Regions from separate parts of the Homo sapiens genome. Here region 2 is linked to region 1. A link is a loop called in an ENCODE intact Hi-C map of the cell type or tissue named here. Cell type or tissue: A673. All regions are shown on one strand. Links, peaks and the distances in the headings refer to the core of each region. The heading gives the core; the rest is flanking DNA. Region 1 has its middle 380 kb from the start of NUF2. Region 2 has its middle 210 kb from the start of NUF2.

Evidence for each region. Peaks named below come from ENCODE experiments on the same cell type or tissue, not always from the same donor. Only the 100,000 strongest peaks of a DNase experiment are listed, where the experiment ranks them.
Region 2: a loop joins it to region 1, with 2.6 times the contacts of the local background. A loop is called at or near these places in 3 of 110 quality-filtered maps.

Annotation. Positions count from the first base shown.
Region 1 is chr1:163,693,674-163,709,786 of GRCh38, reverse strand. No RefSeq gene overlaps it. Among named protein-coding and RNA genes, the nearest start is that of NUF2, 380 kb to the right of the region's middle. In A673, for the core only: a CTCF peak has its summit at 7,813; no DNase peak of the experiment used is centred there; H3K27ac peaks cover 383 bases.
Region 2 is chr1:163,528,139-163,544,251 of GRCh38, reverse strand. No RefSeq gene overlaps it. Among named protein-coding and RNA genes, the nearest start is that of NUF2, 210 kb to the right of the region's middle. RefSeq lists an enhancer at 4,903-6,077. In A673, for the core only: a CTCF peak has its summit at 8,263 (motif pointing left); DNase peaks (open chromatin) are centred at 6,271, 7,891 and 8,251; H3K27ac peaks cover 3,216 bases.

The DNA.
Region 1 (16,113 bases), core at 3,762-11,761:
GGGATACACAAAAAGAGAAGACTACAAAATGACTTTTGTAAATATTTTCAAAGACCTAAAGGGAACTATGCTTAAATAATTAGTAGAAAGGATGATGACAATAACTCAACTAAAGAAATGAAAATTATTTAGAAGAACCAAATGGGCATTCTGAAACTGAAAGTACAATAATTAAAATAAAAAGTGCACAAAGAACCCAACAATAGACATGAGATGGCCAAAAAAAGTCAGTGAACTTGAAGATAGATCATAGAGATGATAAAGTCTGCAGAACAGAGAGGAAACAGAATTGAGAATAATGAAGAGAGTCTCCGAGAAATGCAGGACACCATCAAGTATACCCACATAAGGGGAGTATCAGGAAAAAAAAAGAAATAAAATTTAAAAATTTGAGAAAACAGTTATAAAACCTTCCCAAATTTGATGAAAAACACTAATCTACACATTTAAGGAGCTCAACGAAGTCCAAGAATGATAAACATGAAAGAATCTATCATAAGATGCATTAATTATAGGCAAAATGTTAAAAGCAGCAAGAGAAAACCAATTCATCAGATACAAGGATTTCCAATAAGATGAAGAGCTCATTTTCATCAGAAGCAGTGGAAGTCAGTAGGCAGTAAACAGACATATTTAAAGTTCTGAATAAAAGAGTACGAACACCAGAAAACCTATATCCAGTAAAAGTATTTTTGAAAAACAAAGCCAAAAACAACAACCCAGATGAAAACAGAGATTTCATTCCTTGCAAACTTGTATTGTAAGAAATAAGAAAGGAAGTCGTTTTGTTTAAACACAAGCGACATCAGAAAGTAATTCCCATGTACACATAAAAATCAAGAACACTGAAAAAGGTAATTATGTAGGTAATTATGAATGACAGTATAACTGAATAGTTCTTTTCATTTCTTCTCTTATTTAAGGAGTAATTGTATAAAACAATATGCATATAATTGCATTGTTAGGCCTGTGACATATAGAAATGTAATATATTGGTAAAAAAAAATAGCACAAAGGAGACAGGTGGGAACAAAGCTGTATGGAAGTGAGAAATGGAAGTGAAAAAATGCAGTGAATGGTAAATCAAATACAAAGTATGAAATGAAGAGAACAAAAAGTGGTAAAGATGAAAGTTAACACCATAAATACAAACTTGTTTGCTTTCTGTACTAGTCTGTTCTCACACTGCTATGAACAACTACCTGAGACTGAGTAACTTATGAAGAAAAAAAGTTTAATTGACTCACAGTTCTGCAGGCTTAATAGGAAGCATGGCTGGGAGGCCTTAGGAAACTTGCAATCATGGCAGAAGGCAATGGGGAAGTAAGCACATCTTACCATGGCTGAGCAGGGGAGAGAGAGAGGGAGAGGAGGTACCACACACTTTAAGCCATCAAATCTCATGAGAACTCACTATCATGAGAACAGCATGGGGAAAATCCATCCCTACAATCCAGTCACCTTCTACCAGGTCCCTCCTCCAACACTGTGAATTAAAATTTCATGAGATTTGGGTGGGGACACAGAGCCAAACCATATCACCTTCCTTCTCTCGCCTTCTTTAAAAGAAAAAAAATGCATATATTAATCGCAAAAATGTATGGCTGGGTTTCTAACATATATAGATACACCAAGTATGAAAATGAAAGAATATAGCTATACAAGTAAAGTTTCCCTATCAGATTAGAATTAAGGTAGTATAAATCTGAAGTCGATATGCAAGGGAGAGGGTGGGAGGAAGGAGAGGAGCAGAAAATATAACTATTGGGTACTGGGTTTAATACCTGGGTGATGAAATAATCTGTACAACAAACCCCCATGACATGAGTTCACCAATGCAACAAACCTTCACATGTACCCCCAAACCAAAAAATAAAAGTTAAAAATAAAATAAATAAGGTAAAATATACTACAATGCTATAGTAACCTAATTAGCATGGTAGTGGCATAAAAACAGACATATAGACCAATGGAACAGAATGAAGGACCCAGATATAAATCCACACATTTATAGTCTACTCGCTTTTGACAAAGTCTCCAAGAACATACAGTGGGGGAAAGGACAGTCTCTTTAATAAATAAGCAGGGGCAGAAGAATGAAACTAGATCCTGCTCTTTGACCCTACACAAAATCAGATCAATGTAGATTGAAGACAAATCTTACATCTGAAACCATGAAGTTACTAGAATAAAACATTTGTGAACTGCTGCAGGACATTGGTCTCAGCAAAGATTTTTTGTGTTTGACCTCAAAAAGCACAGGGAACAAAAACAAAAATAGACAAATGGGATTATATCCAGCTAAAAACCTTCAGCATAGCAAAAGGAAACAATCAACAAACTGGGAGAAAAAACAATCCACAGAATGGGAGAAGTAAGTATTTGTAAACTATCCGTCAGACAAGGGATTAATAATCAGAATACATAAAGAGCTCAAACAACTAAATAGCAAAAAACAAATAATTTAAAAAATGTGCAAAAAATCTGAATAGACATTTTTCAAAAGAATACATACAAATGCCAACAGGTACATAAAAAATTCTCAACACCATTATTCAGAGAAATGCAAATAAAACTACATTCTCACCCCAGTTAGAATGGCTTATATAAAAATACAGGAAATAACACATGCTGGCGAGGATGTGGAGAAAGGGGAAGTCTCATACAATGTTGGTGGGAATGTAAATTAGTACAGCCACTATGAATAATGGTATGGCATTTCCTCAGAAAACCAAAAATAGAACTATATATGATCTAGCAGTTCCACTACTGAGTTTATATCCAGAAGAAAGGAAGTCAATATATTGAAAAGATATCTGTATTCCCATGTTTACTGCAGCACTTTTTCCAGTAGCCAAAATATGGAATCAACCTAAGCGTCCATTAGCAGATGAATGGATAAAGAAAATGTGATACATATATACAATGGAATGTTATTCAGCCATAAAAAAATCCTATTATTTGCAGCAACATGGGTGGACTTGGAGGTAATTATGTTAAGTGAAATAAGACAGGCACAGAAAGACAAATAGCATATGTTCTCACTCATATGGGGAGCTAAAAAGGTGGATCTCATGAAGATAGAGAGAAGACTGGTAGTTATCAGGTTCAGAAGATTAGGGGGAAGCGGGGATGAAGACAGGTTGGTTAATGGGTATAAGAACACACTTAGAATAACTGGTGTTTGACAAATCAGTAAGGTGACTATAATTAACATTAATCGGTTGTACATTTCAAAATAGCTAGAATAATTCAAATATTTCTATCATAAAGAAAAGAATATTTAAGGTGATAGATATCCCAATTACATTGATTTGACTATATGATTGTATCAAATTATCATGAGTATCCCTAAAATGTGTACATTATGTATTAAAAAATTAAATAACAATGTTTAAATGGATCACAGAACCAAATGTAAGAATTAAAATTATAAATATCTGGCTGGGCACAGTAAGTAGCTCATGCCTGTAATCCCGACACTTTGGGAGGGCAAGGCAGGGGATCACTTAAACCCAGGAGTTTGAGACCAGTCTGGGCAACATAACAAGCCTGCCCCATCTCTACAAATGATAAAAATATTAGTCAGGCAGGGTTGCACACACCTGTGGTCCCAGCTACTCAGGAGGCTGAGATAGAAGGATCCAGTCACCTGACCCCGGGCAATCATGGCTGCAGTGACCCGTGATGGCACTGCACTCCAGCCTGGACGACAGACTGAGACACCATCTCAAAAAAGAAAAACAAAAATAAAAACAACAAAAATCGAGGAAATCTCCATGACTTTGGTTGGGCAGTCCTCTTAGATAGGACAACAAAAGTGAAAGAAGCAAAACTAAAAATTAAATGGATTTGATCAAAATAAAGATTCATGCTTCAGATGATATCATCAGAAAATGAAAAGACAACCCAGAAAATAGAAGAATATCTCCAATCACATATCTGATAAGGGTGTTGCATGCAGAATATATTAATATAAAGTATCCTTGCGGCTCAACAAAAAGATAAGTATCACAATTTAAAAATGGTAAAGGATATGAATAGATATTCCTTCAAAGAAGACATACAAATGGCCAATAAGCACATGAAAAACCATTCGAGCCAAAATGCAAATCAAAATTACAGTAAAATATCCCTTAACACTCAATAGAAATGTTAAAACCAAAGACAGACAATGACAAGTGTTGTCAAAGATATGAAGAAATTGGAGTCCTCATACATTGCTGGTGGGAACATGAAATGGTGCAGATGCTTTGGAAAACAATTTGGCAGTTTTACAGAAAGTTTGAACAGAATTAACATGTGACTTAGCAATTCTCCTCCAAGGATGAAATGAAGAGAAATCAAAACATACGTCCATGCAAAAATCTTGCAGGTGAATGTTCATAGCAATCTTATTTAAAATAGGCAAAAGGAGGGAACAATTTAAATGTGAATCAATTGAGGAAATAAATAAACCATCAATTGATGAAATAAATAAACCATCTCTATCTATACAATGGAATATTATTTGACATTAAAAAGGAATGCAGTACTGATAGATCCACAACATTAGATGAACCATAAAAATATTATGCTAAATGAAAGAAGCTAGTCTCTAGAGACCATATATTGTGTAATTCCATGCATATGAAATGTCAAGAATAGAAAAATCTGTACAGATAGAAAGTAGATTAGTGGTTGCCCAGGACTGGGAGTTGGAAGTGGGATGGGAAGTGGAAGGGATTGGAGAATGACTGCTAATGGGTATGTAGTTTCTTTTGCATGTAGCAAAAATGTAAAATTATACTGTAGTAAAAAATTACACAATTCTATAAGTACACTAAAAACCACTGAATTGTACACTTTAAATGAATGACTTTTATGATTTGCGAACTGTCTCTCTCTATATACGACTATTTTAAAAAAGAAAGGGAGACAGAAAGGGAGAAAGAGAGAATATTAAAGGAAAAAAGATGTGAAAGTTCCAAATACACTCTAGTTTGGCTGAATTTGGCTGAAACATAGGTTGTATAGGGTTGATGTTAAAGAAAAGGTTTACAAACGCAGTTGAGACCAGCTGTAGAAAAATGTGGAAAGCTGTCTTAGACACTAAGGAAGAAGTCTGCATTTATCGAATAGGTGATGGATCCTTATTTGATAAAGACAATATTTAAAATCAGAAGAAAGTAGCACTATCTTTGTTTTACAAAAATCATATTTGTAGCAGATGAGCATAGAATGGAGGGGGAAAATAGTGTAGCCTGAGAGGCCAGGAAGAAGGATATGAAAATAATCCAATTGAGAAATGATACCTGTCATTCTAATGGTTCACCTAGAATCCAACACAGTGTTTCCCTTTTGTTTTGGAGTCAAAGTACATCTACATTACTCTCCATGCATCTATTTGGTATTTAGAATAAAGATAATCAAAATGTGTTTTCTGACAATATTTCCAACATACAATATTTCCAACATACGATCCACCCCGACATTAAGTGAAGTTATCTAGAGCTATTTCATCATTGCTTCCTCTGTCCATGCTGCTCTACTACAGCTGTGTGGGAATGGGCTACAACGTGGTGCTTAAAAGACTTCAGCAGACCTTGCCAAGTATTCAGCTGTAGCTCTTGCCTTTGTCCTCCTATAACAAGATAATGCAAGATACACAACACAATGTCAAACACTGTAGTTATTCATTTAATAGTTATTACTGTCATGTATAAGCTATGCCAAATGTCAAATTTATGCTTCTGATTCTAGAACCATTCAGATGGTTTCTGAGAACTTGGGCATGACTACAGTTCACTGTTATTCTGATTGACCTATGCTATCTAAACCCAATTTAAGTCACCATTGCTCATTTCTGACACAGGTATAAAGGAATGAGGTGTTACTCCCTTTGAGTAAAGAGTACATGTTATGACTTTTCCGCTTTCACTGCTTCAGCATTAACCAGTGCCTTCATGAGTTCCCTGTTAGTTAAAAGAAATATAACTTTCCTTCAGATTTGTTTTTCTAATATGAATTCCCATCTTGTATTGCTAAATGTTTCAGACAATGGAAAAGCGTCTCAACTTCCTAATAGGTGTTTCTTTCTAGACCATATTATTCAGCACCTAAATGTAGCAATTCTTAGGATTTCAGAGATGTAAATGACAAATTTAAAACTTAGAGGAAAAAAAAAGAACTCAGAGCTCATAGATAATATTTCTCAGATGTTTGGTGGAACCAAACAGATGTATAAACTGACACATACTCCAGGGCATAGCATGTTCTTCAAATAGAAATCGAGGATTAGCAGTATTTCTTCATCTGCAAAATGGGATTAATAGTGTTTGCCACCTGTCATCTCACCAGGGTGTTGAGAGGAAAAATAAGTTCATTCAAGGAAAGTTCTCTGAGATATTTAGAAGGCAGCACATTAATGCAGACATCACTTTGTTTCATGGCAAAACAACTGAGATTCTGACTTCCCTGGAGGAGTAAGATCTTATTTCCAAAATGCATGCCTTTGAGAGAGAAAGTTTTAAGAAATAACATTCTATGAGCAATAATTCCATATCTGCCTAATCTAATGAGAGACAGGGAATGATAATTTACCCAGTAGGGAAATGTGCAATTGGAATACTTCTGGCAAATGTCTGGGTACATACATTCTTGTGCGCCCTTTCCTACCTCCAACTTCACCTCTTCCAGACTCCCCCTCCTTATGAAAAGATAAGGTTGAGTTTATTTTGTTATTACAGTTTTAAACATCAGAAATGGATATAAACTATAATTCTTGGTTTTAGACAAGAAGCAACACAGTCTTATCATATGTGAGTTAGAAGCATGCTCTGTGTTAGGAAACAGTTAGATGATATGGTTATATAAGCATGCTCTAGATTCAAATGTTCTGAGTTCAAATGTTGACTTTCAAGCACAGTTAGTTTATCTGACCTTGATTTCCTTGTATGTTAAATTATTACTTGCCTGTAACATTTAATGTGTCTGCCACATGTAATGATCACTCATTAAGTGTCCTGTTACATTTGCTGTCTTCTGAAAGGGCTCAGTAATAATCGTTGGCTCAATGGAGCACCTACTTTCATTCTCTGGAGCTGAAGTGGTTATAGGTCGATGGAAGAAGAAGTCTTACCTAATTATTCATTAAAATAAGTAAAAATAGGGGTTACCAATAGGCTATGAAATGGAAAGCTTGAGTTCCTAGGGTCTTTCTTTCACCAAACACTGAAGAGAGGTTAAATCATTTTAAGACTCTGCCTCCTCTTGACAAATAATAGGCAAAATCACCACCCTTCTCCATGAGCTAAGTAACATTGGTAAAGAGAAACAACATCAGAGAACGTACGTTGATTAGAGGAAGAGCATATAACCCCCTAACATAAGCATGAAACAGTTTTAAATATTAAAGCTCCAGCTCTTATTACCCTAATTTCCAAAGACAGGCAGTTAGTGTCAGTAGGATTATTTTTACTAACAGAAAGAAAACAAAGAGGGAAGAGCTTTTGATTAATATGTGAGTCCTCTGGGAAGTTGTTATCATAGAAGAATTTCTTTTCTCCACATGCACATGGGAGGTTCTACAAAATCCTTCTCATTACAACAGCAGTTTCCCATCCTAAAGAGAGCTGTGAAGAGCTGTACAACAGAAATGCAAAACAGAAGTGAAGAATGCATGATCCATGAAAATGTTGTTGATGAATTCTATGTAGTCAGGGCAGATGGCCTATAAGAACAGAACTTGGAGCAATTGCAGAGATTGAATATTTATCATACTTAGCATCTCTGAAATAGAAAGTGGTTTGTCTAATATTGACAACTAGGTGACGCTAACAACCAAGGTAATAAAAGAAGAAAATTAAGATTACAACCTGTGCAGAGACATGCACCAATACATCCTTGGCTGAATACTTAGCTAAAACATAGTGTGAAGATCTTGGATATTTAACAATAGAACATCAGGACATTTGTATCTGTGTAATATTTTTGAATGGTTATGTATTTCATAATGTTTTTGTTTCATATAGGACACATTGTACACACACGTGGGTATATGAATGTATGTGTTAGTAGTTGTCATTAAAAAGTTTTAATTCAGACATAATTAAAGAGAGGAAACCAAGTTGGTTGGACTGATTATGAGCACTATTGAAAAGCTAACTGAAAACAACAGGTAATGTTACCCATTGTAGGATGGTATCTGAATAGGAATTAATTCCTATGGAAGCATTAACTAATTGCAACAAATTGTTCTTGGTATATGTAAAAGTGGATTAATAAGTTAATAAAGGTAAGATTTTGCTAAATATAAAGAACTTTCTGTTTAATTTGTATCACAGTGGGGGAACCTGTCTTAAGAAATGATGTGTTCTTTCTCATGTAGAGATGTTTAAGTAGACATAGTATGGTAATTCGTCAGAGAAGATGCTGAAGGGGTCATGCACAGGGAAAAATATTATTTCAATCATTAAGAAATATGTATTTGGTGCTAACTATGAGAATGATATGTAGATTTCATGTTGCATGCGAACTCTAACCAACTTGCAGAAGCTTCCTGAGGCAACGTTGAGAGGCTAGCATGAACTCTATAGAAAAGACTGCTATAGCAGATTAGAAATAAATATCATAGAATCAGGAGTAAGGAGAAATAGATTACATTCTAAATTGTTGTATTTCTGACCTACCTGTTTCCAATCACTGTTAGATACTGGAAATACAATAGTAAATAGTGGAGGAATAGGCCCTGAAACATATAGGAAAATAAACATACCTCTGAGAATTTCTAATAATCAGATATTTCTAGGATTGCATTTGAAAGCTTTTATGTCCATAACCTCCAGTGAAGCTTGTAGTATAGGGCTAATTTGAAATAAATTTTCAAGTATGAAATAAATGAGCAAGAATGTTCGCTACAAATACAGAAAATTTCTGTGGGGTCATCAGGAGCTTTGCAATGCCATTTACTTCCTGAATGTCTGTGAATACCTTGTTGGCTAAGTCCCAACAGACAACGAGAACCCAGTGAGGAGGCCCTTAGGTCCTGGAATAGCTTTCTCTTTCCCATGATCAGTGGGTCAGCAACAGCCATCTCAGTTTTTCTGAAAAATTTTTGACAACAAGTCAAATGCATGAGATAAGAAGTAATGGTAACAAGTATCTGGGAGAAACGATCCTTCATTAACTTAAACACAGGGTTGGTGATAAAATGTCAGTTGAATACACAAGTCTTGATTAGAGAGCTCAAGCTGCCTGGCATGAAAATAACCCAGGACACCTACAAAGAAGTAACTGCCCTGGGAAGAGATGCACAGCCAGGTTTGCCCATGGAATGGATTCCCCAGAGGAAAATTATTAAGGCAAGAGATGTCAAAAAGGTAGCAGATCAAGTAAACCCTTGAGAGAGTTGGGAAATAAGTTGTCCAAAGCATTGACCGATGCCCTGGACTGTTAATGAGAGGCTGGAAAAACTTTCTGGCTATCTCCTTACCTGACTTTCCAGCAAAATGGAAAAAGTGGCAGAGAAGTTATTTCATATAAAGTGAGGCTTCCTCACATGTAGTTCTCCCAGTAAAAACTAAGAGGTACTCTCAAACCACCTGGGAAAGTGATATACTAAAGGTCTGGGAAGTCCTACAGGGAATCACAATAATGTGGGCAATTACTCAACACTTATTGATTGGATCCACTATAAACAACACTAGGTCAGGCATTAAAGTCAATTCCAAAAATATTTAAAAATATAATCCCTGTCTTCTATGAAATTCTAGATGAAAATATGAAATCTAGTTGAAAAGATAAAACCATCACTCAGTAATAGTTTAATGAGTGTAAGATATATTTTGATAAGGGCCAAATTTGTAAGGAAAAAATTAAAATGGGCCCTAAAGGTGGGGGATGAATTATTTAAGTAGAGGAAGGAGAAAAACAGCCTTCTTTCAGTATTATCAAAAGACAGAAATCAAGAGTCAAAATAAAGCTCCCATCATCCTAATAAGAACCCTATCTAATAATTGCGGTTCTCCATGTATAAATTTCATGTGTGTCATGGCATCCCCTTTAAATGTTAGTATCTTCACAGTTGTCAGTATATCTCTAAGTCTCTTACATTCTAGTCATAGCAATTTACTCTCAGAATACAACATAACATAATTCAATTCTGATTCCTCACTTCTTCTCAGCCTGGAATATCCTCCTCTCTCTCCACATACACACTCTTCTTTGTGAATCTTCTCTGATCTACCCTGTAGGAATTAACTGCTGTTTTATCTTCAATCCAACAACATGTTCCTTGTATTTTGTTTACTATTTGCTACATTCTACCTTATTTTATATTATATTACAAATAATTGTTTGAATGCCTAGATCCTCCACTGGAGGACATTCTTTCAGGAGAGTTGCATCACTTCTTACTAATTCTTGAAATTTTGTAGCCCCTGATATAGTCCTTTGCTGATATAAGGTGCTTATTTGTGCTTGTTAAATAGAGGACAGATTAACAATGCAACTAGGCACCAAACCAATTTCACTAATTGTCACACAAGCACTATTTGTATTTGTAAAGCACTGCTTTGTTACCTGTTCATGTGGAATAGAATATGATTTAGAGTGTAGTTCTGGAGCAGCCCGGCATGATAGGGCTCAAATCTTTGCTCAGTCACTTAAGAGATGTATGATCTTAGATAAGCTAATTAACATCACCATTTCAGTTTCTTCATTTGTGAAGTGGGATTAATATAACAGCACTTGCATCGTCATATTTTGTAGGCTTAATTATTTTAATTCACATAAAGCCCTTAGAATGCAGTGTCATTCACATAATAAACACTGAATAAATATTAGCTATTTACTATCAACCATCATTATCTAATTCTAATTTTACTTTGACTGGTAAGATTGTTGTATTAACTGTACTTAGTTGTAGGAGACATCATGGTTTGCCCATTCAATCCTTTATTACTCCACCTTATTATTTGGATGTCCATCCATCTCGTGAAGATACACACCTAGAAAAAGTTGAACTATCACAAGATCAATGGAAAATCCTGAATAGTTTAGGTCAAACATGGTTATTCCCTTCCCTGTGGTTTAAAGGTGGGCATATCCTGCAGTTCTGCAATGAGACAAATGGAGAGATAATCTGAGGGACTTCTGAACTAGGGTCTTTGCTTCCTTCCCTCGTCCTTCCTTTCTTTTTTCCTCCCTCTTTCTCGCTTTCTTTCTTTCTCTCAGCAACATGCCAGAAAAAACTGTTCCTCTTCTGCTGTGAATGCAATACACCAGCATCATTTTGTGGCCCTGAGTGTCACAGTCACACTGATGGTAAACACAATAATGATAGCAGAGCACACAGAAAGAGCTTGGACCCAAACTGATATTGTTGACTTGATTTGCTTGCCAAACTTCTGTAAATATAAGAAATATATATGGTAACATTTTTTAAAGTATAAATTTCTAGGTCCTACCCAGGCACCAAATCAGAATATCACAGGGAAGGGGCTGGAAAGCTGTGATTTTTAAGCAGTGAGTCTCAACATCAGTGAAGTTTGGAAACACTGGTTTAACACACTTTTCATTTGGTTTCCTATTACTGCAGTTAAAGGACCATCCATTATATTACAATTCCCTCAGTTCTATGCTTTAGAGTCCTATTATAGGACTACTGTAAAATTTCAGAGGGAATTACTCCTTGGAGTAGGGAATGAGTTAAATAATCTACCACATGCCAATTGCAGGGACTGTGGTTAAGATGTCCTCTCTTGCCCCCTTCCCAAGTTCTTAAATTCCTAGAACACATAGTTGTCTTCAGTGGGCCAGAGGAATCAAGGAATGTTTAAAGCAACCTCAAAAGGTAAGGTCAAGCGATTTCTTTCTTTTTAGGATTTGGGATATCTGACTCTGTTAGACCCACTCTTGGTACCTGCTATGGGCTGAATTGGGCTCCTCCAAAAACGCAGTATCTCAGACTGTATTTACAGATAGGTTCTCTGAAGAGCTAATTAAGTTAGGATGAGGTCATATGGGTAAGCCCTAATTAATTATGACCGATATCCTTATAAAACAAAGAGATTAGGATATAGAAACACACAGAAGGAAGACTATGTGGAGACACAGGGAACAGATGACCATCTTTAAGCCAAGGAAGGAGGCCTCAGATAAATCCAACCCTCCTGGCACCTTGATCTTAGACTGCTAGTCTCCAGCACTCTGACAAAATCAGTTTCTGCTATTTAAGCCACCTAGTCCACGATGCTTTGTTATGGAAGCCCTAGAAAGCTAGTACAGTGCCTTTCAGGCAAGAATGCTTGCAACATATCTTGCTGCATGCTCTGATATCTCCTGAATTACAGACAAAATGTGGCACCTTCCTTTTCAGTCTTGCTAAGGACTAAGTCCCTTTAAGAACTCTGCTTCTGCCCAAATCAGATCATTTCTGGGCATACTATTGCAGTCAGAATGAAAGAGTATATTTTGTTTTGTAATAGCATCACTGTTACTCAACTTGAAACTCTTTGAGGGTAGAAATAATACTTTTGCATAGCTCATTAAAACTCACTTCCGGGACAGGGATGGTGGCTCACATGTGTAATCCTGGCACTTTGGGATGCCAAGGCAGGTAGATCACTTAAGACCAGGAGTTCGAGGTCAGCCTGGCCAACAAGGGGAAATTCCATCTCTGCTAAAAATACAAAAAATTAGCCAGGCGTGGTGGAGTGTGCCTGTAATCCCAGCTATGTGGGAGGCTGAGGCACAAGAATCAATTGAGCCCAAGAGGTGGAGGTTGCAGTGAGTCCAGATTGCACCACTGCACTCCAGCATGAGGGACAGAAAGAGACTCTAGCCTCAAAAAAGTAAAAAAATTCACCTCCACATTCTTTCATGTTTTAATTGTCTGTTTTTGTGACTTTCCCCTCCACTGAGTCTATCTTCAGAATAAAACTGCCTTGCTCACCTTTGTTATTCCAGGACTTATAACAGTAATGTGCATATAATGGACACGCCAAAAATGGGAACCAAAGAAAGAATAGTGAAAAAGTGAGTGAATTAATGAATGAGGCTCAAGGAGCATGCAGTCCAGAGAAACAGTATACTCTTATGCACCAACTGGGCATTTGATAAATATGCCAACTAGCTGACTAGCAAACAGAGCAACTCTGTAAAGATAACAAATTACATCACTTTTCCCTGGCTAGATTGATTACATGTATTACCGCGGCTATTTCTTTCCTGCAACATTTTTCATTATAGGGAATATTAATGAGTTAACAAGGACCCTATCTTTGTTTATCTCCTTTCCCATTTTAACAAGTAATTCTGATGCTAAATGACAAATCTCTGGATTTATAATAGCCTGACCACTGTAAAAACAGTAGTATGGCACAACTTTTAAAAAATTCTCTGTATGGAAATAATTATTGGAATTACTTGGTAAAATCTGAAACCACATCAGTAACAAATACTATACATTTGTAGGTAGAAAGTGTTTACAGGTTTCTGGCCACAACTTTTTAATCTATCTGTATTTAGCCTTTAAAATGTGCAATGTAGTATGCTAATCATCTGTGGGGACAGAAAAAAAAATACATAAAATCTTGCTACCTTACCTCACGATACTTATCACTTGTCTGTGCTAGAAAGATACGTCCAGGTGAAAAGTTTAGATATCAGAATAATAATATAGATATTGTTAATGTCAAATTTGTTTAAGTTAATATGTAATAAGCTTGAATTAATTTGTATTACATACAATTTCCTTCAATATATTTTATTTCAGAGAATATGAACGAAATACATTTATGTGTGTGTCTATGTGTGCGCGTGTATGTGCACATACAAAAAATATTGTATCAGTATCAGTATAGGAAGATAAATGCCAAAATGTGACAGTGATTATCTTTGAATGGTTAAGATTCTGAATAATTTGGAAGTCTTCTTTATGTTTTACTGTATTATGTAAATTTTTACAATTGTATATACAATACCTTTGTTTAGATAAAAATATTGGGCCAGGAATTGCAACTACCACATGAAGAATAGAAAAGGTAAACGTTAAGACTTCAAAGGAAGAGAAGATAACTGGGGCTGGAATATTCAGGAAAGCATTGTGGAGGAGCTAGGCTACGAATGGTGGTAGAATTTGGGTAGCTGAAGATAATGGAGAAAACTCTCAGCCACACGTAAGTACCACCGTTCGATCAACACAAAGCAATCCCACAGGTCACTTTAGACCATGACAAACATGAGTCATAGGCCCCTCAAGAACTCTAACACTATTTTCCCAGAACACATGTCGTTAATCCCCTGCTTTTTTCTATTGCCATCTGGCCTCAAAATCTTGCTCTTGTCCCATGTTTGTAATTCTATAAATGGTTTTTGAACTTGGCTTTTGCGATTAGTTTTTCCTTTTTGGCTTCTGCTCTTTTTCAAGGGTATGGACTCACATGCTTCCCTTAACCCACATTAAGTAGCAAGTCTAACCACAATCAGCCCCTAGGACCCATAGCTCTCCTCTAGTGCTAGCTAGCCCTACAGTGGGGTCCAGACACAGGAAATGGAATGACCAAGTTTGTAATATATAAGGTGTGTTTAGAAATCGGTGTCAGAATTCAGAGGTAGGGTACATCTAGGAAAATTGAGGACAAAAGCAGATTCACACCGTGAAAGACCTGAAAAGCCAGTGTATTTGTTTCTTGTTGCTACTATAACTAATGACCACAAATGTAATAGCTGAAAACAACACAGGCTTGTTCTATAGGTCACAAGTCTGATATGGATGGGCTAAAATAAAGGTATTAGCAGGTTGTGTTTCTTTTGGGATCTCTAAACAAGATCTATTTCCTTGCCTTTCCATCTTCTAAAGACTGCCCACATTCCTTGGCTCATGGCCCCCTTAAATCTTTAAAGCCAGTGATGACCAGTAGAGTCCCATATTACATAACTCTGATTGACTTTTCTTTTGCCATTCTCTTTCACTTTTAAAGACCTTTGTATTACACTGGGCCCACTCAGGTAATCTGGGATTACCTGAGTAATTGTAATTTTAATTTAATTAAAGTAAATTTAATTTTTTAATTTTCAAATAGGAAAATTAAAAACTTTAATTCTATCTGCTCCCTTAATTCTCCCTTGCCATGTAATATAACATACCCACAGATTCCAGGGATTAGGATGTGGACATATTTGGGCATTATTCTTCCTACCACAGGTGGATTAAAGATGTGATATTGTCCTCTAAATAACAAGGAAAATATTTAAAAGTATAAATAAGTGACAATGTAAAAGGAAAATTAAGGTACATAAAATGCAGTTTAGCTTATTTTATTACCAGAAAGTTAAATATTGCCTCTTTAAATGATTAAGCTCTAACTCATATCATCAGAAGATCCATGCCCACTTTTTGCAACTCTGTTTTAACAAAGGAAATTGGGGTCATAGAGATCTAAAAGTGGCAAGCTGCACACTAGGTTGACTAAAACTTAAAGCTACAGAATTATCTGATGAGGACAATGCTCTTCTGTTTTTAACCTCCCAGGCTCAAATATTCTGTGTCTATACACAGAATGATGCTTTCATCTGTAGCAGATGGTGGTAGATTTGACTCAACTTATCTCAATTCTCCATCATACTATTTCTCTCCATCTTCCCATGACTTTCTGCCACCCCCCAAAATTAATTTCAGACAGGCCTTTGTGCTTTGGCTGACATTCAAAACTGTCACCTCCACGTACACATTAACTCCAAGGCCTCTGTCATTCCTCACATTAAAATTCTATCACCAGGAGTCAGCACAGCTTGACTCAGCAAGCTAAGGGGCTGGTTCTGGGCAAGATGCAGTGACAGCAGGCTTCATGTGTGACAACCCCGGTCAATTTGACAGCAATAAGACACCCTCCTTAGAACCAGTTGCAGCTCTTGTTGACCCAAGTGGGAAGGTTATCCTTCTGAGCGATTCTCTTTCCTTCCCATGAGAAAGAAAGGCCAGGGGTTACAAGACAAAGGTTATGAATATTTTATAGTTAAATAAACACAACAGTGAAGAATAATTAATACACTCCAGAATCTAGGTTTACATACTAATTGTGAAGGATAACCATTTGTTGACATTAAGAGCAACTCTTTAAAATGACAGCC
Region 2 (16,113 bases), core at 3,880-11,879, 170 kb after region 1:
TTGTTTGGTAATTTGTGGGAGGCCTGAAGGCTTAATATGGGAAAGTTCTCCTTCAGTGAGAGTTTTCTTCTCTCTGTGCTAATAGGCCAGGAGGCACCTCTGAGTCAGATTACTTCAGCCCACTTCATCCTGGGTTTCATCTCAGCTCGTTGCCTCGCCTAATTTTTGCTTCAACTTTTAGTTACCGTTTCAGCTTGCTATACGAACCTAGCCTCAGCTTCTTAACTCCAGTTGGTCAGATATTGGCTCCAAACCACTGAAGGACCAGCTCCCAACTTCTAAGGTTCTGGAAGATCCAGGCCAAGCTCATGTGTTTCTTTTTAAATGTATTTCCTTTAGGACAGAGTTTTCTTGGTGACCACTCCTACCTTTTATTAGATAGCTATGACTCAAAAAGTGTTTTCTGTTCTGATTTTACTAGTTGTGGAATGGGATGGTATTAAAAGTAGAACTCTGAAAATATTTTTAAATGAATAACAAATATCCACATTTTGAAGGATAGACACAGAGAGGGAAATGCTGTAACTGGAGAAGCCAGTTATATTACTGTTGATTGGGTACCCATCATGCTAGGCATTACGCTAAATAATTTCCATGTATAATCTAACTCGTTCCTTCATCTGCTCTGTGAGCTAGAGAGGTGGATGTCTTTAACCACTTTTTATACATGACTAAATAGAAGGCTGGTGAGGTCTGGTTACTTGACCAAGTACATTCAACAAATGAGCGACAGACAGAATATAAATCCAGGTATGTATTATTAGAGTAAGAACATTTGTTTTTGAAAGTAAACATATCTCTTTCTGAGTCCTTACTTATACAGACTAATAAGATTTTGAATTACTGATCTTCCATTCCTCAACTGTATAACTGGTTTCATTCTTACGTCATACAGTTGATGTGTGAAATAACATATTAAACAAATTAACATGTTAAAAGAATTAACACAGTGCCTGACACATACGGGCTAAATATGAGTTATTATCATTATTGTTATTATTTTCTGCCACAGATCTTATGTTATCTCCAACAACATACACGGGAGTCTAAACTGTGATCATCATAGGAATTAGACATCATAAATAAATGTCTTTAGCACAAAGTTTTTTCTAAGTTCTAGGCTTATATACAACTGCATATTTTTGACATCTGCCTCCACTCCTGCATCTCAGCCTAAACTCAACCTTATATTTCAATGAACTCCTCCTCATCCTTCTTCCTCCTTGGTGAAAAATATCACCCAACATATTTCAGAAGCCAGAGACCTAAGAATCCTTTTCTAGTCACCACCATATCCTGTAGGTTCACTTCTTTCCATCCACACTGAGGCTCCTCAATTCAAGCCATCATCATTTCTCTTCAGGGTTATAAAACTGACTTTTGGCCAGGCACAGTGGCTCACGCCTGTAATCTCAGCACTTTGGGAGGCTGAGGCAGGTGGATCGCTTGAACCCAGGAGTTCCAGACCAGATTGAGCAACACTGAGAAACCCTATCTCTACTAAAAATACAAAAATTAGCTCAGTGTGGTGGCAGGAGCCTGTGGTCCCAGCTACTTGGGAGGCTGAGGTGGGTGGATTGTTTGAGCCTGGAAGGCAGAGGTTGCAGTGAGCCGAGATGGCGCCACTGCACTTCACCCTGGGTTGTTTGAAATAAGTTTGTTTCAAGGAAAATAAGCCAAAATGGAAGGGAAAGGATTTCAAAGAAGATTATGATATAAATTACTGTAAGTCTTCACAAGCCAGGTCCCTGGGCTAATGCTCAAGTTCTAGCATGAAAGTACCACCAATAATAAAGTGATGAAAAATTAAAAGAGATAAAGCACTGGGCCATGATATGGTTTGGCTCTGTGTCCCCACCCAAACCTCATCTTGAATTGTACTCCCATAATTCCCACATATTGTGGGAGGGACCCCATGGGAGATAATTTGAATACTGTTCTCATGGTAGTGAATAAGTCTCACGAGATCCAGTGGTTTTACCAGGGGTTTCTGCTTTTGCATCCTCCTCATTTTCTCTTGCCGTCAACATGTAACAAGTGCCTTTCACCTCCTGCCATGATTCTGAGGCCTTCCCAGCCATGTGGAACTGTAAGTCCAGTGAAACCTCTTTTTCTTCCCAGTCTTGGGTATGTCTTTATCAGTAGCATGAAAACGGACTAATACAGGCCAGTACCTTCAATAACTAAATAAAATTACATTCAGAGCTCTGTCAGAGAGGTGGTGCTGGATACTCTGAGACATGGGCTCTAAGAAATATATTGGACATTGGTAGCATCAGTTTGGTCAATAGAGTGAAACTTGGAGTAGCTTTCATGGGATCCTGAATGGTGCTGGTGAAAGGAGGAGTTGGTGATAGGCACCAACAACAGTGATTGCATTCTCAGTCAGCACCAATGACATTGACTGCTTCTATGGGATGTCAGTAATTTTGGCAACCAGAGACGTCACCACTGGGGCATGGACAAGAAGGATGAAAATATAGTGGGGAACACATCATAGCCAAGGACTGGAGAACGCATGTAGAAACCTGAGGATTCCTGGACACATTCAGAGTAATTGCAAGATTCTAGAATTCATAAAGAGGGAGTAGAGTTTACTAGAGACAGACTTCTTTGTGGTTTATTCTGATCTTTTAAGCTGATGTGATCTGGGAACCACAGTCTTCAGTGGCAAAAAGGGTTACGCCAATGTAAGTGTTGACAAGGGTAAAAAAAAAAAAAAAAAGAACAAGGCAGGAAAGGAATTTAACAGGAGACACTACAGAGGAAGAAAGTGCCAGAATAGGTGCACCATGGAATAAAGGAGAAAATTTCCTTCAGGAAAATTACTGAGGTCCCATATAACAAAAAGGAAGATTTTCCCTTCCTGGAAAAGGCGTCAGACCTCATCTTCTAATGGAATAATTATGAGTTTAGAAATCATGGTTAAGCTAAATAAAGTAGTAGAAGAAAAAGAAAATATATCTTTAAGAATATATATTTAACGATGAAAGCAGGTTGATAATTAAACTGTAAAGTAAGCATTATTGGTAAATATATTAAGGGGTGTGTGTGTGTGTGTGTGACAGGACATTGGGAAAACATGTTTCTATGAGGACAAATAATAATGATAGTTAACTTACTGAGCAAATACTATGTGTTAGCACTATAGTAAGATGTTTACATGTTTTGGAATAAAACGTTCATATGAAACATGTTATCTTCATTTGATAGATATGGTGCAGAAAGTTAAGCAACTAAACAATAATGGTACAAATGATAAGTAGAGGAACCAGGGTTCAAACCAATGAACCTGGCTCTAAGGACTATGCTTTCAATTATTGTGCAACAGCAGGATAAGGAATTCCACAAATTTAGAGCAGTGCTGTTGGAATCTGTTAGCCCAGGAACCTTCTTTTCTCCCTATTTATGCACTCTGGATATCACAGCAGTCAAGTCATAACATTTTCATAGATTTTAGTTACCCTATCTTTAAAACATGGTTAATTTTATGCAGTTGTGCCCACCTTGCCCCAGAGATTATCGCTAGATATTTGTGGGGATTTTTTAAATTAGTTTTTATTTTATTTTTTTTAAGTTCCCAGATGCATGTGCAAGATGTGCAGGTTTGTTACATAGGTAAACGTGTGTCACAGTGGTTTGCTGCACCTATCAACCCATCACCCAAGTATTAAGCCCGGCATACATTAGCTCTTTTCCCTAATGCTCTCCGCTCCCCCACCACCCTCCCCCGACAGGCCCCAGTGTGTGTTGTTCCCCTGCCTGTGTTGCAGGACTTTTCCTTAGTTCAGCTAAAGACGGGGTTCTTATCACACAGCCATAAAGATTTAGGCGTGCAAACTGTTTTGAAGGGTGAGCAGGGCAGGGTTTATTAGGCATAAAGGTAAAAAGGGGGAACAGGAGCTCAGCGGAGCTAGAGTCCTCCTAGTACAGGCTTCCCACCTCACAGTTCTAATCCCAGGTTCCACCCAGGAAGGGGAAGGGCCAGGCTCCTCCCCACTGCAAATGGCGTGAATTTCTGTGCCTCCACCCCAGCTCAGGTTGGTGGGGGGCTCTGCCTGGAAGCCCTTCCCATCTGGCTGTCTCACCTGTGTCCATGTATTCTCATTGTTCAGCTCCCACTTACAAGTGAGAACATGCATCCCTAGATATTTGCAAAGTTCTCTGAGATTTATTAATAAAAGCTGTGCTGTGAAGATAAAATTTTTAAAAATGATGTACATCTCAGAAAAATTAACTCAAATGGCTTAATGGCCATCAGCACCTAACATTGTATAGTCTACTAAATTGATAAATCTTCTTTAAATGTACCTCATCCAATGGAAAATGCTAAATATCTTTTCATCTTTTAATAGGAGCTAAATAAGAAAAGCCACGTGAGCTAGAGTTTTCTCTTCATTCAACCTTCAATATTTTATCTCAGTTGTTCATTGATTGTCCATGTTGATTTAAGACTGTCCTTCTGGGGAAGACTAAGGTATGACGTTTTGTGAAGTTATGCTCGACAGTATAAGTCTGTGCAGTAGGCAGAAGTGTTACTTTTCTCATTGAATTGATATTTGTGTATAGTAGTGTGGCGTATATTTCCATCTCTCTCTAAAGCATATGAGAAGTTAATTTGGCAGGGCATACCATCTCCCGTTTGTGAACCTTTGTTTCCCATCTGTGTTGTAAAGAGGTTGGACTCAAGTGTTCTTTCCAACTGTAGCACGGGGTGCTTCTCTATTTATTATTCACACTATATATGTCTTAAGTTATACTTAATAAATTTTTTTCTAAAGATAGCCATCTATAGAGAGGGAAACAGGTCACCAAAAAAGGGTGCCAACATTTCTCTTGAATAATAGAATAGACCCTCATCTGTGTAAAATGGTTTATAAGTGGCTCAGCCAAAATACAGGGAGGACAAAAGGAAGGGGAAAACAGCAGGGTTGACCCAAGTGAGCTCTGCACATTCACTCTGGCTCACTAATGTTCTGTGTGTGCACATAATAAGTGTTTAATAAATGTTTGTCAAATAAATAAAGTCCATGTGCACTTTATGCCTCTCTGGCTCTCAAAGCACTTTCTCATGCATTATCTCATTTGACCCCACAATATCCTTACAAAGTGGCTACAGCAGGTATTCTTAACCCTGTTTTCCAGATTCAAGAAACCGAGCCTCAGAGCATTTGAGTGATTATGCCCAGGTCACAAAGCTAGTAAATGGCAGAGCCAGGTCTCAAACGGAGGGCTTTTAACTTCAACTTCTGTGTTCTTTCCATGGCATTATGCAAGCCTCGTAATTCTAAGATACAGTCCTAAAATAACACAAAAGACTCAGCCAGCCTCCTTCTTTATTCCCTTGACCTCATTAAAGCTTTAAATGGAACTTGTCCTCACAAACTTAGGGTGCAACATCAAATCCGTCTGAGTTTCTAGGGCACGTAGCAACAGCTTGCTTTAATCTAATAATTGGCTGAAGTAGAACCACAGAAAGAACATAAAAAAGGCAAATTGTTATTTTTCAAAACCAAGCCATTCCCTGCCTAAAAGGTTCACAGCTTTTTCCTTTTCCAAGAAAATATTTATCCCCCTAAAAGATTTCTTCCCGTTAACAATATTTTTACAGCCTTTGTGATACTTTTACAGCATTTTAGATGCAATCTAAATACTATATATTTCAAGAATGGAACCATTACATTAAGAACGCTGCATGTGTTTAATAGTGTCTTTTATGAGGTTTATTAAAAGAAGCCATAAATTTCTGAGAAAGGTTTAAGCCATATTACATTGATCTTACTTCTCATTTAAACAAAATGTAAACTTTAAGTAAAACCTTGATGTGGAATGTAAACTCGCTCATATACCCTGAGCTTACTCATTCACATGTGCCACCTTTAAAATATTAAATCATCTATGAAGCACTCCATTTCTTTGAGTGTTTTCCAATCACAACAAATAGCTTTCCGGTGATTGCTTGTACCTGTTGAATTTCTTGAATTCATTCACAGAGAGGAATGGGTGGATACAGAGCAGGGTTTTCAAATCATTCTGGGCTCTGCATGCCTAAGGCAGCTTGCAGCCCAGGTTAACTCTTGAGTTGCCCTCTCCAAAAATAAACTCATATGCCAAAGGTAGGTGCTTTTATCCCCATTTTATAGATGGAAACACTAAGGCACAAATAAGATTGAGCAATTTTCCAAAGTCACACAGTCAATAAGGAAGAGTCAGTGTGTAAACCCAGGCAGTCTGGCTCCAGATGGCTGAAGCCCAAGCTTTGCTCCAGAGTCTGATTCTATCCTGCCTTCTTTATAGGATTATGAGGATTAGATGAGGTAATACACAGAAAGCATTTAGCACAGTGCTTGACAGATAGCACTCAACAAGATTAGCAATTATTAACATCATTAGCTAGTGCGTGTTAAGGCTGATAGTTATTACCAGAGCCATCCTTCACAAGGGTCAGAGCAAACTGTGCTATGTACCCAAAATTACCCTCTGTAATATTGTGATATAATAAGAAATATATATTTGATTTTCATCTGCAGTTTCTGGCACAGAGCTCCTAAAACCCTCAAAATTTCTAAGTGATAGAGGTAAGAGGAGCATCTTTTGTTATTCATAACAAGCTCCTTTCAACCATACCTGAGTTTATGTTAACGAGATAACTGATGGCTGGAAGCCCCTAGATAGTTTTAGGATGAGAGCTGGTTGCCAGAGGAATCAGCAGTGTGACTAGAGGGTTGAAACTTCAGCCCCTAACCTCCAGGGAAGGGTAGAGGGGCTGAAGATTGAGCGAATCACCAATGGCCAATAATTTAATCAATCATTCCTATACAATAGAACCTTCATAAAAACCCTAAACCATGGGGTTTAGAGAGGTTCTGGGTTGGTAAAGGAATCTATATGCCAGGGAGGGGAATAGCACACCCCAAACTGCAAAGGAACAGAAGCTCCTTGCTCTAGACTCTTCCTGACCTCACCCTATGTACCTCTTTACCTGGATGTTCATTTGTATCCTTTATAATAAACTGGGAGATGTAAGCAAAGTGTTTCCCTGAGTTCTGAGAGTCATTTACAGCAAATTATTGAAACTGAGAAGGTGATTGTGGGGACTCCTGATTTGCAGCCAAGACATATAAAATCATGGCAACCTGGGGAACCTCTACTTATGATTCGCTTCTGAAGTAGGGGGCAGTCTTGTGGGTCTGAACCCTTAACCTGCGGAGTTTCAACTCACTTCAGGCAGTTAGTGTCAGAATTGAATTAAATGGTAACATTTCTATCTGGAATGTTCTCTCATTACTCCGCATGGCAAACTCTTATTAATCCTTCAATACAAAGGTCACATGTCATCCTCTCAATTTCTTCTTTACAAACTTTGTTGACATTTATTAAATCATATTTAAAAGGTTGCATTTTACTGATATGTTTACATGTCTCTCTCTCCCACGGAAGTCCAGACGGTAAAATGCTTGAAGAAATGGGCCATGCATCTCCACGTCCTTTCACCTCACACAAAGCCTGGACCAAAAGAGATTTTTCTTAAAAACCTGGCAAGTAAATGAGTGCATGATTACCCTTGTGATCTTAGCCTACTCATTTTACCTCAAAAGCTGGTCATGTCAGAATCAAGAACCAGAAAAAAAAAAAAAAAAAACACCTTCACCCAATGCTGTACCTAAGCTGAGATCTACGGAAGTCATGGAGCAAAATCAGAAATACTGAACTTTCACCTTTGTCAGCTGATGGAAAATAAAGCTGTAGGCTCAGCCTCAGCTGTCATAAAGCTAGCCCAAGTTAAGTTACCTCCTGCTGCTTCACAAAGTTCCTCCTTATGCCACTGTGTCCCAATTTCCCATTTCAGTTCCTCTAAGAGTTAGGCCTCGGTGGCTTCTGTCAATTATTATTCACGTGCTTTCTCAGAAACGACTTGCACATCTTAGAAAGGAGTAGGTGCTCCCTGATAAGGCCTGAGTTGAAGGAATCAAATCCAGGGTTTTTAGAAAGCAGGGAGAAAATGGCTTCCATCAGAGAGCCAATATGGGGAAAGTTTAAAACTTCCAAGTGGGTCTGGAGATTTACAAGAGCTTTTTATAAACAGGTGATCATCACCCCTCACTCTTATTTATTTCACAACCTACCTTCTGCTATATTTTGTATTTTGGGAAGAAAGCCATTTATGTATCAGTTTTCTTATGGAATGGTTAATGTGGTCAGCCTGAACTCAGATATTATCTCACCTAACTAGCTATGTAGTAGTGACATCTACTGGGGAACACGGTCACTTCAGAGTTTTTATTTGTGTAGTGTACTAAGAAACTTTAAAATGTTGACTCACTTAATGTTTGTAACAACCCTATGAGATAGTTAATATTATAATCTGCATTTGTTGGATGAGGAAACTGAGACAGAGCAATGAAACAACTAGCCGAGTGTCATACAGGTATCACGTGGCAGAGCTGGGATGTGAATCCAGAGCAGCATGGCTCCAGCGTCTGTGTGCTTAAACATGAAGATCTGCTGCCTGTTCTGTCATTCATCATCTGAACTCCGAATATGCCCACTAAATAGCATTTTGCCTATTGTTTTGAAGCTATGTGTTTATATTTTCAATTCCCCAATAAACACTGTTCCTCTCAGGGCAGGGTCTGTGTTTCATTTTTATATTTGCAATGTCAGCACTTAGCACAGTTCCTAACACATAATAGGCGTTTAATAAATATTTGTTAAATAAATGTTGCATAAATGAATGAATGAGCAAAAGACTATCTTCGTGTTTGAGGGCAGGTCTAGAGTGGAGAGCGAGAGAATGGTCAGCAAGGCATGGCTGCTCTCTTTGGAGTCATCATACTTCACAATATGGTTTTCAGAAATGCACATGAATGAGAGTTGCGGCATCTATAATTCAAGTCTACTAATCCTTGAGCTTGTGAGAGGTGTCTCATAGCTTTTAGAATTAAGTCCACATTTCCTAGCTTGAAATAGAAGACCCTTTGGGATCTGGCTCCCAACTACCTCTCCAGCTTCTGGGTTTACCACAATACCCTGCATCCTTCCCAGTGATCTTATGCTGCTTGTGAGTCTCTGTGCAAGCCATGCCCTCACACCTGCAAGCTTTGACATTGTCTTTAACCGGAATCCTCTTTGCAACTTACCAGGCCCCTTCTTACTTTGCCTGAGCAAATCATATTCATTTTCAAAATTCAGGCACCATCTCTTCTAAGAAACTTTCCCAGAGGTGACAGGGCTGATACTCTCTTCTGTGGCACAATAGCATCATGGGTAGAGGAAGTGCTCCAGGGTGCAGCTAAGAGGCCTGGGATTGAATCCCAGCCTGACCATTTACTAGATGTGTGACCTTAGGTGAGTGGCTTAATTGTTCTGTGCATTAGTCCTCCCATTTTCAAAATGGGAGTATTGAAAAACACTATCTACTTCATAGTGTTGTAAGCATTGAATGAGTGAATAAATGTACTATGTTTAGAATGGTGCATAGTAAGGGGAATTGAAGTGTTTGCTATGATTATCCCAATATTTTCTACTCATCTTTCTTTTCCTACCAGTCAATGAGTTCCATAACCAGAGGCTGTTTCTTCAGTGTCTTTATGTCCACAGGGCCTAGCAAAGTACCCGTTAGGAAACAATAAATGCCTGGGAGGGAGAGGGAAGAGAGCAATGTAGAAATAAATGTGTTTTTGTGTGTGTGTGTGGTTATAATGCCCTGCAAACAGAATTAGACAGTGTATAAGCTCTGAGCAAGAAATGGAGCAAAGATGGAGCAAAGAAGTACATTTCATTTTGGCTTTGCCTCATTCTTCTCTCTGGGTTGTTCTGTGCCAAAGTTCTTCTCTGGTTGCTTCATCCCCTCAGCCCCTTTCCTACTGTCCAAACCCATCCCCCACCAAGACATCTTTTGAAAGTTACAACCACTTCCACACATGGAAAACATATTGAAGCCATTCTGGATGGTCCTTATGAAGGGACAGAAACCAAAGCGATATGGTCTTTCTGGGGCCAGGCCTCATCAGCTGAGTAGGGAAACATCTCTGTAGGTACAATGTAAAAAAAAGCTAAAATGCATTTGGCTCCAGAATGCTTCCCCTGCCTCTCTCCCTCCACAGCGGAACATTCCGGTATTAGACTCATTCCTTGGTTTAAGTCATTGTATTTCTAGAAAGACTTCATTCCAAATACAAAGATGCTACTCAGAAGACTAATCTCATTTATACACATGGAAGGATTTCTTGTTCCCATGGAAAGCAGAGACCTAGAGACTTTTAGGTAATGAGCTGGTTCAAGTTACAGAGAAAAATAAGGGTTGCCATTTATCAAGTACTTTCTATGTGCTATTAGGCTCCATGAAAATGTCTTTTAAACATTTGACTTTTAAGTGCTGTGTTAAGAAGGTGGGGCTGGGTGGTTGGCCCTAACTGGTATCCCTTTGTTGATAGGAGGAGGAGAGTTTCTGAGGAGATAGGGCAGCTCAAACGAGGGAGAGGTGTGGGCAGTGGGTCAAATACCTCCAAAGGTAAGCCCATATTAGACCGTTTTAGGAGAAGCTGCTTGTGGGATGAGGCAATGGCATCGTTACTTGGGGGGTCATTCCCATCCCTCACTATATGGCCTCAAATTAAACGTGTATTTTATTACCCTCATTCTCTCCCTTTTCCTCTCTTTTTTATTAGAACCCATTCCCAAAGAGAACCAGGTAGATAAACTCTTTTTGCTAAGACCGTGAGTTGTCCATTCACTCATTTGCCCAGTAGGTGTAGATTGTATACCTACGCCCTGCCATACACAGAGGAAGGCGCTAGGATAAGAAATCCACGCAGACCAGCACCACTCTCAGGTTTACAGAACCCAGAGAGAGCTTCAGGTAAACCTGGTATGACAAATTCTTGAAAATTTCACCCCCTCTTGAGTGGATCCCACCTCCCCTTCTTTGCTACCACCTCTTTTGTCAGCCTTCTTCATCCCTCCCGTGGAATCCTGCAGGAGCATCTTAGCTGTTCTGTCTTAGGTTGACAGTCTCTGACTTCGGAACAAGAACCTTGTCCCTTAACAAGATATGTTAGAAGCTTGGGATCTGGCCCCATTTGCTTCCAGAGCCTCCTCCCCTCCGGCTTTCCCATAAGTCACGTATGTCACCCCAGACCAGAGGAGACTCCAGAAGTCTCCTACAGCACAATGTGTACATATTCATCTCTGAACTTTTAGGCTTGTCCCCACTCTCATTCTGTGGTCATTATTCACTTAATAATTATTCTCACCCTTCACAACTCATCTCCACTGGAACCTTCACCAACCTTCTCAGAAAGTTTCTTCCTCCCCTGTGTGCTCCCAGCGCCTTGTCCAGTGAAACCGATCTCCTTGCTTTAATCATTTTCTTACCTGCATGTTTGCTTCCAGAGGCTGTGACCTTTGGGGTCCAGGAAATGTTTCCTAGTGATATCTGTATTTGCCATCCACGAGGCCCCCATCACACTGAAGACGCATGTTAGAGGCCCAAATTATGCTTGAATGAATCAGTGAATGAGATGAAATGAAAAGAAGAAAAGAAAAAATATTTTAAGGGATAAAATACAGTAGAGTTGTGTAAAAGGGCTATGGGAACTCATACCTGGAGTTACTCACTCTACCTAGAGGAAGTGAGGGAAAGGAATCTCCTTTATGCTTTGAAGGATCATTAAGGATTGTCCTCTATTTCTGGTAGAGGTACATTTAAAAGGGGCAGAAAGCACACCTTAGAGGCTGGCAAAATTCCCTAACAGAGATGGGTTAGATTTCCATTACCCTATCATGGGCTCCTGAGTTCACATCATTAAACAGATTCCTATCTGAATATCTAACCCTACTTTCTTATGCATGTTTGTCTTGTCCTGGGAAAATGCAGGAGTCTGTACTTCTCTAGAAAGGCTATTAAAAACTTCTGAGATTATATAATATTTTACCTTTTGCATCTGGCTTATTTCACTTAGCATAATGTTCTCCAGTTTCATCCATGTTGTCACAAAAAACAGAATCTTCTTTTTTATTAAGGCTGAATAATTGCCCATTTTATATATACAAGTTAAGCATCCCAAATATGAAAACCCAAAATGCTCCAAAGTCCAAAATTTTTGGAGTACCAATATGACATTCAAAGGAAATGCTCATTGGAGCACTCTGGGTTTCAGATTTTCAGATTTGGTATGCTCAACCAGTAAATATAACGCAAATATTTCAAAATCTGAAAGAAAGGTAAAAATCCAAAACACTTCTGGTCCTAAGCATTTTGGATAAGGGATACTTAACTTGTGTATATACATCATAGTTAGGTAGGATTAATGGTCTAGAGATGTAAATGTACAGCCTGATCACTATAGTTGATAATAAGGTATTTTATACTGGAAATTTACTAAGAGAGATTTCAGGTGCTCTCACCACACACACACAAAAGATGATAACTATGTAAGGAGATGAATATGTTAATTAGCATGAGTCTAGTAATCATTTCATTATGCATATGTGTATCAAGACATCATGCTGTACACCATGAATATACACAATTTTTATTTAATAAAAGACAGACAGAAATGGCTGGGAGTGACTTGGGCACAAAAGGAATAGCCAGGCCCTGGTGTCTCTTCCTTTCCATCACTTCTGATGTCAGTCTTGCTTCAGTGCTCCCTCCGCATGCAGGCCTGCTCTTATTTGCAGGTCACAATCTCGTGTTCATAAGATCCAAAGTCCAGAGTAAACCTGGATGGGTACACAGGGCAGCTTTTCATAGTCCCATGTCCCATAGTCTCACCAACTCCCACATAAATGCTCTGGGCTTTCAAGTGCTTTAAAGACTCTCCTGGATTTCCCTGTCATTCTTGCTACAAAATTAAGATTAAGAAAGGGAAGAGAGATGGTAATAATGTCAAGAGTAAGGGCACAAGATTTTCTTTTCTTCATGACCATCTTGTAGGAAATGACTAGTTTTTTAATTGCCCATTAAATATGTGTAATTGGCTACTGATTCATTGAAGGCAAGCAGCTCAAATATTTGCATGCATAGATATTTCCTCAAGATATAAAATGCTATGGTGAATGTAAATCTCTCTACAGATGTGGTGATTCTTCCGTACATTGTGTGAGGCACATAACTTAGGCACAGGCTTTCCCATTGCCACATCTATACCCTTTTCTTGACTTTGGAGAAATACTGGCACTTGAATTGAATTCAGTTCCTGTAGCTTTATTTTAATCACCTTCAACTCTACCCTTATCTTATTTCTTGAAAAAAAATTCTACTTTTCTAACTCTCAGTCAAACAAATTAACAAATTTGTGTGTGTATCCTTTCCAAACCTTGAAGAAACCATTTTAATGTTCAGAAAACTATTTATACTTCTGGTAAAAACAAATATTCTACAATGTTTCCTAGCTGTTTTACAAATCAATTTTGAGGAGTTCTGTTATAGAGACAAGTTATAAATATTGGAGCCTGATGATCATCGTCACAATAAAGAGAATAAATAAATATAAAAGTCAAAAACCCCTGAACAGTGATGCCTCTGAAGATACATATCAGCAGGCAGAACATACTCTTCTTCTTTGAAAGAAAGTAAAACTTAACATGAAGGGGAAACATGAAGAACCTTGGAGAATTTTATGTTAGGACATAAAGAAGCCCTGAGCTACTGTATGGATTCAGGCAGAATAGAAGCAAGAGAAATATTGTTTCTCAATGCACTAGGAGCAAAGGAGGCTAAAGAATAGGACAAGGATGAGAGAGGGATGGATGAGAGGAGCAGATGGAGAAGGAGGAGGAAGAAATGGAGAAGGAGAAGGGGGAGATGGAGAAGAAGGGGAAGGAAGGAAGGAAGGAAGGAAGGAAGGAAGGAAGGAAGGAAGGAAGGGAGGGAGGAAGGGAGGGACGGAGGGAGGGAGGGAGGGTGGGAGGGAATGGAGTGAGTTGTCCACTACATCTGACAGCTTAAATGTATTGGTAAATTAACCCCATGAAGGTTAAGTGAAAGAGAAACCACATTGTCAGAATACTAAGGCAGTTCAAAACTAAAGGAAGAGATAAAAAGGCCCAGGAGCACTAGCAACTAGAGTAGGCCAGAAGAGTTAGGACCCCAGCTCTACAGGGAGCCACTGTCAGAGCAACCATGCTTCTCATCCTTATAATTTCTATCAAAGTTTCAGATTTGAAATAGAGAAGATCTGATTGGCCTGGCTTCGGATTTAAAAGCTTCTGGATCAATAGCTATAGCTAATTTTGCGGGGCAGGGGTAAGAGTAGAGGACAGACGTATATCAAAGCCAGTTAAAAAATACCTTTTTAGAGACAGGGTTTCACCATGTTTTTCAGACTGGTCTCTAACTCCTGACCTCAGGTGATCCACCTGCCTCAGCCTCCCAAAGTGCTGGGATTACAGGCGTGAGCCACTGTGCCTGGCCCATCAGAAGCATTTTGAAGAGCTAACAATATAATGGAGAATAAGCAGACAGAATTTCCGTCCCACAGGAAGTTCAGGGGATCTGTATGGGCAAGGCTGCCACCCAATTAGTGTCTATTACCCTAAGTCAAGAAATATTGTTTCTGAGACTGACACAGGAAAATCTGCAAACCAGAAAGCTGTAGACTTATTTCTGCAGGAATTCTTGACAATAAGTCTTCCACTGAAACCCCCAAACCATGTAGCAGCTTATGGAGGTTTCAGTTTTAAGGAGGTAGGGAGAAGAAAGAGAGAGACAGAGAGACAGATGGAGAACATGGTTGAGAGAAAGAGAAGCCTTATCAAGTTAAGGGAAGATCAACTTTATATTAAACAATGTTAGACACCGATTAGGGTTAATAGAAAGAAGTCCAAATTGTACTCACATTTGTGATAATTACTTAGCATAGTACTTGGTACAGTAGATGCATAAATATTAACTAAATCTGAATTCATGCTTTATTTATTGATAGAAAGTCACAAAATATAGGCATAGTAACAGCCATACAGGCTTTACATACAGGCAGTTTGAACTCTGGTATATCATTGCTATGTAACCCTGGACAAAGAAGTTAGGGTCTTTAAACTGAGGACATTAAGGTATATTGATAGAGTTTCATGAAGGTTAAATAAAATAATGTATATAAAATCATATAGTAAGTGCTCAGTAAATATTCACTCCTCTCTTCATCTTCTTATTAAGTGCATGTTCTTAACATCCAGCATTTGATTTCACTAGAAAGCTTATGTTTTAAAACAAAATCTTAAAAAGTTATTCTTATAAATGTAATGTGCTAGACAGAAACTCTAGGTCTTAACTATGTTTCTAGCAGTTCAATGAGACTGTCCATTAAAGGCTGCCGCTATCACCACCTGGTGGCAGCATACTGTATAATTTTTTTAAATTTAAAAATGACATACTCATACATATTTACAGAGTAAAGTGTGATATTTTGATACCTGTATACAATGCATAATAATCAAATTAGGGTAATTAGCATATTTATCACCTCAAATATTTATCATTTCTTTGTGTTGGGAACGTTCAAAATCCTCTCTTCTAGTTATGTAAAAATATAGAATAAATAATTATTAACTATAGTCATCCTTCAGTGCTATAGAACACTAGAACTTATTTCTCGTATCTGAGTATAATATGTGTTCCTTAACCAACACCTTTCCCTATCCCCTCTTCTTTTCACCCTTCCCAGACTCTAGATATCATTATTCTGCTCTTTACTTCTATGAGGTCTTACTTAGCTTCCACATATGAGTAAGAATACATGGCACTTACCTTTCTGTACCTGCCTTACTTCACTCAACACAATATTCTCTAGACTCATCCATGTTGCTATAAATGAGAGGATTTCATTCTTTTTATAGCTGAATAGTATTCCATTGTGTATTTATACCATGTTTTCTTTATCCATTCATCTGTTGATGGACACTAAGGTTGATCCCATGTCTTGGCTATTATGAATAGTGTTTCAGTAAACATGGGAGTGCATCTATGTCTTTGACACACTGATTTTCTTTACTTTGGATCTATGCCCAGTAATGGGGTTGTTGGATCACATGGTAGTTTGTTTTACTTTTTGAGGAGCCTCCATACTGTTTTCCATAATGGCTATACTAATTTACATTTCCACAAACAGT